2 separate regions of the Mus musculus genome follow, and region 2 is linked to region 1. The links are chromatin loops, found by intact Hi-C in ENCODE. Cell type or tissue: left cerebral cortex. All regions are shown on one strand.

Region 1 (8,000 bases):
ATTTTTACCATTGCTGTAAAAGTTGTTTTAAAAAGTACTATGAAGTTGTATTTCAGAACTGGAGTTTGTTCTTTTACTTTATTTGAGCTTTGTGTGTGCCCACAGTTGTTTGTTTTGTTTTGTTTTGTTTTGTTTTGTTTTATCTTGTCTTGTTTTGTTTTGTTTTTGGCTTTAAGAAGACAGCCAAGCACTCAAGAGGTAACTGTCCCAGTTGGCTCAGCAGAAGGCGCCACCTGGTGGAATAAGAACAATTTCAAAACCCTGTCTTGCTAAACTCACAAACCTTGAGAATCACCTCACTATCACAAAAGTGAGATAGAAACGTTTTCTAAAGTTCCTAATGTATTTGTGATCATCTACCTGATTTGTTTCATTGTTTCTAGATTATTTAGCAATATGCCTAGTTCATTTTTAACGTTCAAAGTGGCAGCATTTACACAGTGCCTGATGATTTAAAGAGACATATATCTATTTACCATTCAAGGTGATGTACACACATGCACAAAGCAAAGTTTGTAATCATTCTCACTACTTCTCATGAGAATATGTTGTTGTGATTGTGTAGAAGTTGGGAGGTGGGACTTCCAATTTAAATGACCCAAGTTCAGTCACATCAACAATTCTGAAGACAAATTTGATTATGAGGCTTAACTTTTTAAAAAGAGCTTTCGTACCATCATCACTGAAGTGGGAAATGGAGGCAACAAAAGTGACCTCAAAATGCTGCTTTGAGAGTCTAATATAAAACTGCATTTGATAAATGTTTCCTGCTCAACTCAAGAACATAAGAGTACACAGAACAACTGCTTCAGAGGTGATTGTTCTCGGATAACAATGAGCTATAATTGGCCACTCAAGATCTTTAGATCCGTCAATAAAAAGTGGGGAATTGATCATGGTAAGTTGGTGTGACTATATCTGCCCCTGTAAGCTTATATATTTTTTAGCCTTTTATAAATGTAGAGTATTATTAAAACAAAAGCAGCTATTGTAAATGCAATCAGTCTTTTAAAAAACTGAATCAATTGGTATTTTAAAAGGGTGATGACTAAAGTGATAAATATATTGGCAATGACTCAAAATATTTTTTAAAAATGTGCACAGCCCCTGCTGTTTTCTTAGGAGGCCTTGCCTCTAGTCAGGGTGAATGTGACAGAGGACAGCAAATGACAAGAGGAAGCAGAGAAAAGGAGCCCTTTATAGGCTACGATAGTTTCCGGATTCAATGACCCCCTAGCCACCACCATTCCCAAGAATGACTTTTCTTGCCCCGTGCTAAATGCATATATGTCAGATGCCACAGGGCAAGGCATCTATGAGGCTCATGAAAATCACTATCACAGAAAGTGAAAGACCTTCTGGACAACATTCAAAAGTCTAAATCACTCAGAATCAATACACACTGAGTGAGTAGCTGGAATACGCCTCCTGTTTAATCACCGAAAAGAACTGCATGAAGGTAAAAGTTAAGTTAAATTTATGAATTTTTATTTTGAAGTATTCTGGCAGCCAGTACAATTACTGTAACATATCTAGCATGACATGAACATTGTCTGATTATTTGAAAATTTTCAAGGCATAGTGACTGAATCTGTTCAATTCTTTGTTTCAGACCATAACTTAAGCATTCACAATGGCCATCATTTTATATATTAGTCTTTGAACAAGGAGAGTCCTAGCTACAAGGATTCCCCAGGAATTTCTGAAAGTATCCTCTGAGGCTAATGTAATAGTTATATCAGCCTAACTTTGCATTTACAAAAATCACCCTCTTCCAATACATGGACTGTATGCATATTACTCACACTTTGAAATCATGTGCAAGCACAGAATCTCTTTTAAATACCCAATTAGAATTAGACTTCTGCAGATGACCACTCTCTGAATATCTGAAATAGCCATTACCAATATTCATGCTAGGGAAATAAATGAATCCACGTTCGAACCTCTCTTACCATGTGAATTTTAAGTGTCAGGTTAATCCTGACAAAGGGATTTGCCACGCATATATATAGTGTGCCTCTGTATATCTGCCTTGCCTCTTGCAAACCTCCCCCACCCTTCCAGAAGCTGTCTGCAGCACCTCAAGTTACCAGCTGGTGTCACAGGTTAGTGAGCAAAAATTTCATGTGTAGACTCTCTCCTGGCTAATCATTCTTATCGGTTACATCCCTCCTGGAGCAGTCGAGAGTCCAAGCCTTGTGGATAAAATTTAAGGACTTCAGCCTTAAAAGGGAAGATTACATCCGTGTTCCTCTCCTGAAATATTTTTCAATAAGTCTGCCAACCAGTCTCTACATGGTGATGTGTGCTGATGGGGGAGGGGGGCAAAGAAGAGGTATAAGAAGAGGGGACATTGTGGAATAAATAATATTTTAATCTTTGCCTTCTTATCTAAGGGCGAAGAATGGGTGGTTTAAGGCTGCAGACGCTTCATAAACTGCAATTTTTACCTCACTAAACAGAGAGAGCTGTAAAGCACTGAAATTTTCCACCTGTGTGAAACACATGTGCAGGGAGATGGGATGGGATAGGAGAGGGAGGAAAGAGACCACAAGCCAGGGGAGATGACCAAGACTGGAATATTAATAACAACATTCCTGGCATCCCTTCCTCTGCTTCAGCATCGCTCTGGGCAATTTGGACAGCTCCTCCAAGGCTACAGTGTTTAGAATACCAAGAGCTGAAGAGCTGGGGTCTACTTGCCTTGTATGGTCCCCCAGCCCAGTCACTGCACTTCTAACTGTGAGCTGAGTGTCTATGCTTAAAACGCCTCTAGCAGCCTTCCACCGACAGTGCGCTCCTTGGGCAAAGAGCTTGGCGCTCCACCTCCTGCATCTCGCTGCGGGATCATCTAGCTCCATAGCATTGCGCTGACCAAGAATGGCCCTCTTAGTCCAGTTGTAATTGATGTAAATATGATCGCATCTCAGGCAGATTCTACAGCCTCCGTCCTCCTTGAGAGAGCTTCGCCTCGCTCCTGATCCCTCCAACTTTAGAAAAAGCGTGACTCAACTCTCAAATCTCCCCCAAACCAGACCCAGGAAACAGACATTTCTCCATAACATTAGGCTACAGATTGTCTAAAGACCCAAACAACACCAACCCAAAAAGGGTGGCAGGTATCAAAGGACGCAAAGGGGACAGTAATAACCAATCAGCCAATACAGGGCACCTTAGTTCTGCAGGGCACCTTAGTTCAGCAGACGCTACACATCTAGACCCAACAAACCACCAAAGCCAGACCTTCCTTGCCATTCTGAATGATAAACGCCTTTTATTCCCTCATGCTCAGTTTCACCCGGCAGACTAGAGAAGTCCTCTTTTCCCACCCTGCTTTTCCATCATGATCCTCTCAAAAGAAAACAGAAGGGAAACTCTAATAGCTTAAAGGTCGTTTGCCTACTTCAGTATCTCCAGCCAGCGCGCGTCTGAGCCAGTGAGACAAGGCTGGACCTGTTCAAGAGCCAGTCTCCAGGACAGCGCTAGATCCATTCCAAATGCGTTCAGCAGAAGTCAAGACTCCCCACGGTAGAACAGATCACCCCTCCATCCCACAGCAGCCTATCTGCCTTGGCACATCTCCAGCCTTTACCTCTCTGCCCGCTTCCCCACGGCTCTCCACCTTGAGCATTCTGACGCCAGAGCGCACTAGGCTGCTCTAAGTTCCTGCTGGGTCCATGGATGAGACAAGAGAGCCTGGGAGTCGGGCGGAGGGAAGATGAAGAGAGGCAAACGTGGGAGCGGATCCTGAGGGACTAATGTGTGTGTGTGGGGGGGGGGGGGACACTGATTGGAGCCACCCCTCCCTGGAGGGATAGTCCCTAGAGGCCAACTCTCACCTGGTCGGCTGGCTGCGACTGGGTTGCCCTGGCCCCTGGGGTGGGTTGCTGCTCCTGCTTCATGGCTGTCATCCCCTTGCCGCCCGCGTCGGAGCTCACACTTCCTCGCGGGCACTTCACACTCGGGGACCGTCACTTGGCAAGCGATCGCATGTCACAGACGCCCCGTCGCTCTCGGAATTGGCGGAAGAGAAAAGCAGCGGCGGCAGCGGTGGGGTTTGGGGGGGGGGGGGGAAGGGGAGCGCCAGGGAGGGGACGGAGAGCGGCAGCAGAAGCAAGTAGTCTCCCTCTTTTGCAGGATCCCTCTTTTCCACTACCGCAGATCCTCGGACTCCCCACTGTCCCCGCCCCCCCACCACCACCCGAAAATGCAGACACCAGATGCGACCAAGTGGCAAGTTAGTGGAGCGGCGGGCGGCTGGCTGCCAGCACCTGATCGCGCCGGAGCGGTGGCTTGCAACGCCGGAGGAGCCAGGCTTTCATTCTACCGCAGTCCGCCACCCGCGCACCCGCACCGCCGCCGGCCCTCGGGGCTCCCCGCACGGTGCTCAGCGCGCCAGGTGCAGCAGCAGCAGTAGCAGTAGTAGCAGCAGCAGCAGCAGCCAGGCTTTGCGCTCCAGCATCTCCCGAGCAACCTTAAAGCGCGCGGGAGACAGCCCCGTACGCGCTCCCCACTGGTGTAGCCCAGGCCGCCAGGCTCTACGGGCTCCCCCCAGCCCCCCGCCCACCCCCCGCGGGCTCTGGATAAAACCCGGAGAAACGGAGTGTGAGCTAGTGCAAAAACCCTTGGTGGCTCCAGAGCGGCCACTAGGCATGCTCCAGCACTTCGAGAAAGCAGGGGTAGCAGGGGAGGGGGTGCGAGGGGGATCCCCGCCTGGGGCCCCACTGGGCGTGTGCGACACCTGTCTGCACCGGAGACATTTGTCCCATACAGTGACCCAAGGGTGTGCATCATCTACTGACTTAAGGCAATAGAAAGGCTTTAACTTCCACCTTGGATTCCTGAGATGGCTGAACGCACTGGAATCCCTAAAGGTTTGTAAAAAAAAAAAAAAAAAAAAAAAAAAAATTGACATTAACCACACATGGTTCTTCTTTCCACATCCTTTTTACTGCATACATTTTTTTTTTTTAATTCTTAAGTTCTTCCTCTCCATTCAAGCCATTCCCATCCCGAGTATGTTTCCCAGAACATTTGTCCAAACAGGAGATAAGAGGAGGGGGAACAAGGGCTAGATTAAGGCTCTGATCCTCTCCATTCGCCTTCCACCTTTCCACCTGTATGCAAGAGCTTAAACTACAGCGTGGAGCCTGGGACCTGGAGCCCTGGTACAAATCAGAAAGTCAGCCTAGTTTAGAAGTGGAGCACTGTGGGCTATAATTATCAAAGGTCACTAATTTCACCGGCACGTACCTGCAGGTGGCTCTGTCCAAGTTGCGCAGAGGAATATATTTTGGTAAATGGAACACAAGCAATGTCCTAGTCTCTGATTTCTGGGTCCACAGAGGATTGCTCATCACTGAAAGGCAAGAGGGAGACAAATATCCCAGCATGGGTTTTCTCCCCGAACCGAGTTGGTCCTGGGGCTTGAACTCTGGTGCTCATGCTCCATACCCGGGAGCATCTTTACCTACAGAGCCAGCTGGTGCTTTGATAAATTCAGTAGTTGGGTAGAAGGAACAGAAACCTTGGTGTTGGGTAGCTGTGTGGGGGTATGGTTAGCTAAGTGCTGTCTCCTTTCCTGTCCCAGTTACTCTATGAAGTTGCCACTTGTCAACTGTCTACCTTTGCTAATTGCGTTACTAGAAAATTATGTTTACCCCCAACAGTCATAAAAACAAATCTGGGTGAAGGCAAACCTTTACTTTTCAAACATCTGTGATCCCTGACTTCTTGTGAATGTTCTATTTGTTCTGTTTGAGTAGAAATAACATTTTGATGGGAATAATTTTACTTGTTGTAAAAGTATAAAGCATGTATAAAAATGAAATACAAGTAAAATAGCTAGTCTATAAATCTAGCAACCCAGATTTTTCCCTTCTATGTCATTTGAGTGGCTGGGGAGACAGCATGCATTATTCAGAAAAATGCGTCCATCTTTACATTTTGCTCATCTCTTCATTATTGGAGTGTACGAATCCTCTCAAGCGATTCCATTTTGGACAATTTGCTCAACGTGAGGGAACTTACTTTATGACAGATTTCTTTCACATGGAGAAAGTATGAGGCAGGAATAGTGGCTTCCATTTGGGATAACTTATTGGATTGAATTCAGTGGCTGAACTTGCATTCACTTTTAGTATTCAGTATAAAATTTACTTTACTTTCAAATCAAGACATAAATTGTTACGTGCTTCACTAACTCTGGTGCCTGGGAGAAAATCTTACTTTCAAGAATAGGTTATTTGAGTCTTTGCCTTTTGTCATGGATACCTATAGTTTAAATTTCAGAAACTTAAATAACATGTAAATTGATTTCCCCAAATAAAATACTCTCTCTATATATAAAATACTCTCTCTCTCTCTTCTCAGAAATGTGAGTAAATGAGACATTGGAACTACAATCTTAGCTTTTCTAGTTCTAACTTGATTTCCTACTGAAGGGAAACATTTCTTTCTAAGAAATGTTTGCAGTTCTGTTTAGTATGGTCTCTGATTACAGCATCATTAAAGACAAAGGTAGAAATACTAATTCATAATCTAATATTCATATAACAATCACTGCACTGCTTGTGTGTGTAGTCCCCACCCAGGCTTAGGCAGGCTGGCAGTTGCTCCTGCTGTATCATTGTGGAGCTAAGAGCCAAGGGAAGCCAATGGCAACTCACCTCTGCATCCATATCTGGTAAAATTAAAATTTCCACACTGGATCACTACTAAGATCCCTGCTAGCTCTAAATCTGCGTAATTTTACATGTTTAGTTTCGTAAATCAGAAAAGTGTCTCCTGAGTGATAAGTTATTTACTTATGTTTACAATGTAGTAGGGGGAAATTAGATTATGAATATATACAGATTTTATATATATATATATATGAGGTAGCTCACAAAAGAGACTTACCTATACATTTTCCAGTAGTTTCTTATTACACTCACTTGCATAGTAATTATATTGCTTTATTAGTATCTTTAGGATTCATAAATGTAAAATTAACATTTAATTGACATAGTTGTGCGGAAAATAAAAAGCTTCATAATGAGGTTAGGGAAATGACTCCTTAACTAGTGTTTCCTGCACAAGCTTGGGACCTGAGATCAGATCCTAAGCCCTCACACTGAAAATCCCTGGTGGGATTCCATGCCTGTAACCCAGAACTGGGGAAATAAAAGGAGGAGGATCCCTGTGGTTTGTGCACAAGCTAGTCCTGCTGAGTCAGCAAGTTGCAAGAGAAAAATCATGTGTTAAACAGTAAGATATAGAGCATCAGAAGAAGACACCAGATATGGAGCTCTGGGCTTCTCACATATGTGCATGGATGTTCCTGGGCACCACACATACATGTACACACACATACACACACACACACACATACACACACACACACACACACACACACACACACACACACACACACACACACCACAGAGGAACCCATGGGTGCTTACAACGTAACTCGAATAAGGTATAAGGTAAAGTATAATGAGTTTTGTGAATGCCTCTGAGAAAATTTTCTTACTTTGTTTCTTGGAGGAACTAAAGCACGGGCATTGTAACACTTGTGAGTAGGTAATGAGGGTTGTTTCCTGTTCCAGTGATGGAAAATCATGCTCTTACAACTTAGAGACACCTGATAAAGCCACCCGTAAAATACTCCTCTTATAGGTTATACATGTGTTCTGATAGATAGCTGACCACTTCATTCAGAATAATTTACTAAATTTAAGTTCACTGTTGTACTGTGAAAATGGAATGGCTTCAGGTTTTCATGAAGACACAGTTTACACAGCTGCCTTCTCCATGGATTCACTGGGTTCCTAGAGACACCCCCCCCCCCCCCAACCGTTTTGCAGACATCTCCCCTGGGCATCTCTAGCTGGCTGCCAGAGTCTCAGAAGTGAGATACTCCACTGTATCACCTTTCCCCTTAGAATATGAAGTTGAGACATTCAGGACAGGTTACGAAAGTAGATAATGAGGGAATTGGCTCAAGATATTAT
Region 2 (8,000 bases), 460 kb after region 1:
TGCCTGCACAAAATAAAGCCAATAACATTTCAACTCAGATGTGCAGGCACCTCTGATGCAGCACTCCTATAGAGAGAGGTGCTAAGGAAGGAAACGTCACTCTCCTTTGTCTGTTAGTAGGTTTCCCATGCACCAGTGCTTGGCCACACAGCTGCATGTATATGTGCAGCACTCATTGACCTCAGGAGTATTAATGCCAAAAATAAACAAATAAAAGGACATGAAGCTCGAAGGTGGATGAATAGGACTACTTGAGTGGTTTGATAGGAAGCTTGGGGTGGATCGATATGTTTAATGTGCATTTTATAAATGTCTGGGACTTTTAGAGTATAAAACATACCAGTTTGTTTAAGAACATAAAATAGGTACATAAAATATTCTCATAAGTTTTATGTATTTCCACAAACTCCAGAACTTTGAGACACCACTCTTCTGGGTGTTGACCCTTTTAAAGGCTTTGACAGGTGTATCTCTGTCAACACAGCTGGACTGAGGTGAGAGAAGGGAGATCTATATTGGAGGTGACTTTGCCATATTCATGTTAGAAAGTACAGTCTTTTTCTGTCCAAAATCTCTTCAGCGGCCCTTAAAAAAAGAAAGAAAAAAAAAAAGACTTTCATACTTATCGCATTTACAGAGGGTAAAAGACTGATAAAAAAATGAAAACAGAATGAAGTCTTATTCTTACTGGTGAAGGACACAATTTGTTATTCTTAAGGGAAAGTTGTCAGGTGGCTGGCACCCTAAAGGACTAATGCTGTGTGATTAACATCTAACTGCCAAAAAGCAGGGGTGGGAAAGGGAAATTCTCCCACCAGCACCATTTCTCACCTACTTATCCATAGTCCCTTAATGAAAGTAGGAGAGACTACTCTGTCACTCCTTCCCTTAACCTTTATGAAGGAAAAGCAGGCCACTCAGGACTGATTAAATGACAAAGTTCGTTCTCACCAAAATAGATGCACAACCGAGTGTGTACCAAGGAAACTCACAGTGCAGCCTCAATCTCACTGCAAGTTTTGGTTCTTAACATTTTTAAAACATTTATTTTAATTCTGTGTGTGCATATTTGTATGGATTTGTGTGTGTGTGTGTGCCTGGTTGCACTCATGCATGCTCATTTCTATGAAGACCAGAAGAGTGCATCAAATGACCTGCCCATCTTCCATCTTTCTGTGACTCCATAGTCACAGAACCATACTCGGGTCTTTTCAAATGAAACCTTTTCTTCTTCTTCTTCTTCTTCTTCTTCTTCTTCTTCTTCTTCTTCTTCTTCTTCTTCTTCTCCTCCTCCTCCTCCTCCTCCTCCTCCTCCTCCTCCTCCTCCTTCTCCTTCTTCTTCTCCTTCTTCTTCTTCTTCTTCCTCCTCCTTCTTCTCCTTCGTCTCCTTTTCCTTCTCCTTCTCTTTCTTCTTCTTTTAAATTATTCACTTTATATCCTGCTCACTGCCCTCTTCCCATTCACTCACTGCTACAATACTTCCCTTATCTTTATCCCCTTCTTCTCTGAGCATTGGGATACCCCTGAGTATCGTCCCACTCTGGGACATCAGATGTCCTTTTCCACACAGACCAAACAATTCAGCCCAGCTAGAATAACATATCCCACAGATAGGCAATAGCTTTTGAGATAGTCTCCCCCGCCCCAGTTGCTCAGGACCCACATAAAGACCAAGCTGCATATCTATTACATATATGCAGGGAGGCCTAGGTCCAGCCTGTGTATGCCATTTGTTTGGTGTTTCAGACTCTGAGAGTCCCAGTGGTCTTGTGTATGCCCTTTGGCTGATGTTTCAGTCTCTGAGAATCCCAATGGTCCAGGTTAGTCTCAATGTTGATCTTCCTGTGGAGTTCCTATCCACTTTAAGGCCTACAATCCTTCCTCCTATTCTTCCACAAGAGTTTCCAACCTCCTCTCACTGTTTGATTGTGGATGTCTGCATCTATCTGAATCAGCTGATGATGGGTGAAGTTATTCAGAAAACAACCATACTAGACTCCTATGTGCATGCATAAAAGAGTATTAATATTAGTGTCAGGGATTGGTACTTGCCCATAGAATAGGGCTCAAGTTGGATCTAAGATTGCTTGGCCATTTTCTAAGTCTCTGTTCCATCCCATATCCCTGTATTTCTTGTAGACAGGATAAATTTGGGGGTGAAAGGTCTGTGGGTGGGTTGGTGTCTCTGTAGTTTCACTGGCATTTCTGGCTGACTAGAGGACGTAGCTTCTTCAGGTTCCATATCCTCAATGATGTGAGTCACAGCTAAGGTCACCCCCATTGATTCTTGGGCATCTCCCTTGGCCCAGGTCTCTGTATAGTCCTAGAGGTGTCTCCTACCTCCCCAGCCCTGTCAGTTGCAGATTTCCATTCATTCTCAAGACCATCTGGCCACCTCTCCTGTCCCTCCCCAGTGTACCTTCTTATCTGCTCATCCACGTCTCCAGCCCGATGCTTTGCTTTCCATGCCTAAATGAGATGGTGTGAGACTGCTATAGACACATAAAGGCCCCTTGTTTGGGGGATTGTTTGGTTCCATTTCTATTTCTGTTCATCTCTAGATGGTACCTAAAGGAGTTGGCTTCATTTCTTTAATTAGAGTTCTAAATAGTTTCTCAGTGGGTTCCTTTGGAGTTGGCTCATCAAATGCAAGGAAGGAAAATGATCCGGCGTTTTCTCTAAGATGATTCTCAGATCTATTCTCCAATGTCTTCTGGAAGTCTTTGCTCCCCTGTGGAAATCAAATGATCCAGAGACAACACTTTCCAGCCTCCCAGCATCCATTATGCCTGGAAGGATTCTGCACCCTGAGCAGATCGCATAGCCAGTAAGGAGTGTGTAGTGGTGGGGTTTTATCTGCCATTTCTCTGATGATTATTAAATCCCTTTTTCTTTTAATTGATTTGAAACAATTGATTTTTCTGCCCTGAGATCAGAGGAAGGCAAGAAAAATTAAGACTGATAATAGGGTCAGAGCAAATGAATGAGTTAATTAAATGTACTTGGCTCAGCAGAAAAGGACCTCGCTGTGGGGAGGGGGCAAAGACAGCTCTGCACTTTGAACCACTGGACATCTATCGAGCTCAGTGTCACTATTCTCATGCTTTATTGGCATTTTGTGTTTGGGAAATAGTTGGAATAAAGGGAATTAGTATGAGAGAAACAGAAAGTGGAAGGAGCTGGTGAAATGGACTGATCCACCTAAGTTTCTTTGGAAATTTTCCAGTTAGTAAGAAACAATGGGTATAAAAAAAGTGTACCTGTGTATGGTAGCATGAAATTGTATTCTCAGCTCTAGGGAGGTAGAGACATGTGGATCCCTGGGACTAGCTGGACAGCCAGCTTAGCGAAATTAGGTAAAGTAGCTTCAGGCCAGTGTGAGACCTCTTTCCAAAAACAAGGTGGATGGTGTCTTGAGGATCAGCACTTGAGCTAACGCTCTGGCCTCCACACATATGTGCACATACATTCATGTGCAACTGTCCACAGACAGGAACATTTCTACATCACTAAACAAAAGCTCTCTCAAATCATAGAAATGTCATTTTAAAGCAGGTCAGTTTCTTTAAAAGAATCAGGGAGAGGCAGGGTAGCCAGAGAAATGGCTCCTGGGTGAAGAGTGTATAATGGTCTTGCTGCCTACGAGAGCCAGTGTTTGGTCCCCAGCACCTGCAAAAGAGATTCACACCTGCCTGTACCTTAGCTCCAGATGGTCCCCTTTTCTGCCTTTGGTGGGTACTAACATTCACATGTGCACAGTACATGGGCTCACTATAGACATAAATAAAAACAATAAAATAAGCCTCTAAACATGAACAGTAAAAGTAATGAGGAAGTTGGCCCAGAGAGAAAGAAGAAATGATTGGACAAAATGATTGCCTTTGTAGAGTCAGTCATGTTCCACTCCCAGTGACCCTCCATTGCCAGGTCCAAGCATCCCACATATTCCAACTTGAACAGGTTCAGCCCCAACAGATCTTCTGATATTAAAAGAAAAATCATACCTAATTTTCATTGAAAGTATCCCAAGTGTCAATATGGACTACAGTCGTTTCATCTTTGTTCTTAACTCTAAGAAAATGTGAAAGGAGAAAGAAAAGTCAACTCTTTTCATTTAATCTCTTTCAGGCAGACTTAATTTTGCCTTATAGTGTCTTTTTGTTTATAATTCCTTGGACCTTTGTTTATGGGAAATTAAAATTTTTTGAAGATCAGATAGCCAGCTGCATATTGGTTCATGTGCCCCTTACACTCATCAGTATACACTAAAAATAGGGTTTGATTAAACAAAACAAAACAAAACAAAACAAAACAAAACAAAACTTGTGTACTTGAATAAAAAATTATGTGATGATGTATTCTCTTCACTAACCAATTCCAAATGCAGTAGAACAAAACCTCCCATCGCATGTGATTATGTAGCACGTTACCATAACAGTGTGAAGAAATGCATCCTCCAGATAGCCCATTTTAGAAGCTATCCACCTCCAACACTGCCAGCTAGAGTCTTTGAAGTTTCAGACACTGTTTTCAATTTACTTTGAAAGGAAGTAGCAAATAGGGTACAGTAGCTAATTCGATTTCTGAACCTGACTATAATTATTAGGGCATTACTACTACGACTACAACTACGACTACGACTACTACTATATATATGTGTCCTCGCATGTGTGTGTGCATGCTTAATTGTGGAGAACAAAGAATGACCTTTAGTGTAGTTCATCATGCACTACTCACCTTCTTTTTAAGTTAGGGTCTTTCACTGACTTAAAACTCACGGAGTAGTTTATTCTGACTGCACAGCAAGCCCCAGAGATACGCCTACATCTACCAGCACAGTCCTGGGATTGTGTTCACATTCTCCTGGCCAAGCATTTGGATTTTAACTTAGGTTTTAGTGATTGAATTCAGGTCTTCATTCCTCCAAGTTAAGTACTTTATTGACTGAGCTATTACCCCAGTACATAAATGTATTTTAAATTAGGAGTCAACAAGTCATCCCTGCAAATGGCCAGGTAGGTTTAAAGCACCAATGTCATGATCAATTGTCATGGGAATAGTTTTGTTCTTGCTGTATTCAAGAAACCACAAACAAATGAATCAGTGTGTCAAAAAAAAAAAATCCAAAGACAGACATTGGGCAACAAAGGGCCAGAAGATCATAGCTGTCTATCCCTCTTATTGTCACACACTATTTTCAGCCTGTATAGATGTCTAAGTTTCAAGATAGTTTTCCATTGTACACAGCTCATTTTCCTTACTCAAAATTGTCCCATACCCATCTTGATGTCTCCATGCTAGTACAAGATACTCCTACTTCTATGACTCATTATTTCTTCTAATATCAAATTCAATGACTATTCACCCCAAATTTAGACTGTTTTTAAGAAGAGAGTTTTAGAAAGCAACCGAACAATATTTTTGGCAAGAGTTCTAATTTATTTATAGAAGAACCGCTGCCACATTTCATTACTACCCCTAACATTTCACCTTCAAAAATATGCTGTCTTTCTTAATGTCTTTATTTATGCTATTTGATTTAAGAATATAAAGTGAAGTCTCACTTAGACTAAGAATTTTGCCAGAAGGGAAGAGGTTGTTTAAGGATGAGAAGAACTGCTGGATGACAGGCATTTAGGAATAAGACTTCTTTAAATACTTACGGATTGAGGACAGGTGGATTTTTAAAGCTTTGTGACAAATGGATGACCTGATACTGTTTTGTGCCATTTGGCTGAAAACAAGTATTTAAGAAGAGACGGCATGATTGAGTTAGGTTGCATGACTTCTCACCCTTTGTCTTGAAATGATAAGTCTTGAATTTGACAGTCTCAATAGGGCTAAGTTCCCTGAAAGGACAATCAAAGACTGCCACTGGCACAATACAAATGAATGGCAGGCAGGTAAAATTGACAGATGTTGACTGTGTTGTCATTGTAAGAACATATATTCTATATTAGCAATTTCCCTGGGCTTTCTGCTGTTCATACAATTAATCAAATGTACCAGATGAGTGAATTATGACCTGTCTTGTTCAGACAAGGTGGAAAAGGTGTGCTATGTGGGACCTTGAAAGGTAGCTTGGTCCCCAGTTGAGCTAAGGCTTAAAGCCCCAGAAACCCTGAAGGGAGAATAGGTGTTTTGCTTTCCCAGATATCAAACCCCTGTCACTAACTGCAGCCCCCTATAGATTTGTGGCCACTAGTCACTTAAAGACAAGGCCCCAAACTCCTCCACTTGCAGAGGACATGACCAGTGGTCACATAGGCTCCAGACAGATCTCCATTTTAATGAGGTACATAAAGGCCTGGAGGGCTTACCCAATAAGTTTTTTCTTAGCCAATAAGATATTTCTCCCTGCAAAAGGTACTTATCATCAGGCCCATCTTGAGAAATGGGATATGGTTTAACTCATCCACTTTCTACCATGACAATAAGTGCCTTAGAACCATGGACTACCTCTTTTCATTGGGATCCACCATGGGTAGCCATGGAGAAGGCCTTCACTTACAAAGCTGCCTTCTAATCTCCCATAAATGAAGTCAAGGTTCAAAATATTAACTTGTTCTGAAAATGTGCAAGACCTGTGAAATAATTGGACAGAGATTGGAGCACAGACATCTGGCCCCAGATTCTCCAGTTAGTCACTCTACTGGCCAGCTATTGTTTCCAGTTTTGACCTTTTTCCTCACTAGAGGTAGTGATCCTATAAAAAGAGTAAGAGATTTTTGTGAAGTCCCATAGGGACCAGGCAAAGCGCTCCCAGCTTCTCTGCAAGCCAAGCTTTCTCCTGAATGGATGGATGTCCAGCTCCAGCCGTCCTTTCAGTTGGAATGTGTGCTGGTGCTAGATGGTTTTCCTCTTATATATTTTCCTAAAATTCTAGAAGAAGAAACAAAAGAGGAGTAAACTAATATGCATTTTACAGCCCAGGAAACAGGCTTATGTGCATTGTTTAAAATCACCCCCAGTCCTGGAAATGACTGAGACTAGAAGCTGTGGGACATGAAATCACTGCCCTCTGAGGTTTGGTATCTGCCCATCAGCATATGATCTACTTGAATTTTAACCTTCTGAAATAACCAAATACTGACCTCGGGATGGTCCAAGACAGGAATACAGATGCCTCCTATTGATTCTATCTCTCAACTGTGTCTCCTTGAAGTCTTATAGATTCTGTCTTCCATCAAGCTTTCTGTATAAGCAGTGCTTGGGAAAGGCTGGAGGGATGTTTTGCTGTCAGGCAGATTTTTGTCTCCTAGAGAAATGTTAGCCTTTTCACAGACCACTGCCTTCTCTTCAAAATGTATAGTAAATCTGAAATTGTCTAGACAACAGCAATAAATGTATAGGTCCCTACATTCTCTGATGCATTCAAAATGCCTTCTTCAATCAGATACAAGTTCAGGCCATTGTTCCACAATTCTTTGACAGTGGAAAGGAAGATGAATCATGCTAAGGACTTTTCTAACTGGTTGATTAAATTTCACAAAGTTGATGCAGTAATGCTGGCAACAGCTAGTATTTAATATAGTTTAAGCACAAATCCTAGTTATAACTATGAAGAGATGTCAACAATGCTTTTGCTTTTATTTCTTGTTTATGACAATTCTCATATATCTTAACTATGGCTATGAGATGGCTCAGTGGGTAAAGTGCGTGCATACAATGAGGAGATGGGTTCAAATCTCTAGAACCTGCATACAAGTTAGGCAGGGTAATATGTGTTTGTAATATTATTGCTCCATAGCAAGGTGTGAAATAGAGATAGGATGGTACTCAGAAGCTTGCGAGATATCTACCCTGGCATGCATAGTCATAAACAGGAAAAGGAGACCTTGTTGCCCCAAGATGAAGGCAAGTATAGATGTCAAAATTTATCCAGCGACCATGATACCCAGATGAATGAACACACACACACACACACACACACACACACACACACACACACACACACACATGAATATACAGGTTTCATTTTCTTACTCTGCACTGCAGTT

What was found. Hi-C counts contacts between places; a loop is a spot of excess contacts. Peaks named below come from ENCODE experiments on the same cell type or tissue, not always from the same donor. Only the 100,000 strongest peaks of a DNase experiment are listed, where the experiment ranks them.
Region 2: it touches region 1 in a loop (4-fold over the local background); 4 of 42 quality-filtered maps call a loop at or near these places.

Annotation. Positions count from the first base shown.
Region 1 is chr1:124,041,530-124,049,529 of GRCm38, forward strand. Dpp10 (dipeptidylpeptidase 10) reads right to left here and starts at 4,030. Exons shown (of 26, transcript NM_199021.3): 1 at 3,843-4,030. The coding sequence starts at 3,914. In left cerebral cortex, CTCF peaks have their summits at 245 (motif pointing left), 2,108 and 4,655; DNase peaks (open chromatin) are centred at 244, 2,102, 2,895, 3,587 and 3 more places; H3K4me3 peaks cover 3,380 bases; H3K27ac peaks cover 3,180 bases.
Region 2 is chr1:124,506,227-124,514,226 of GRCm38, forward strand. It overlaps a transcript of Dpp10 not described here. Among named protein-coding and RNA genes, the nearest start is that of Gm25578, 19 kb to the left of the region's middle. In left cerebral cortex, no CTCF peak of the experiment used is centred here; a DNase peak (open chromatin) is centred at 4,450.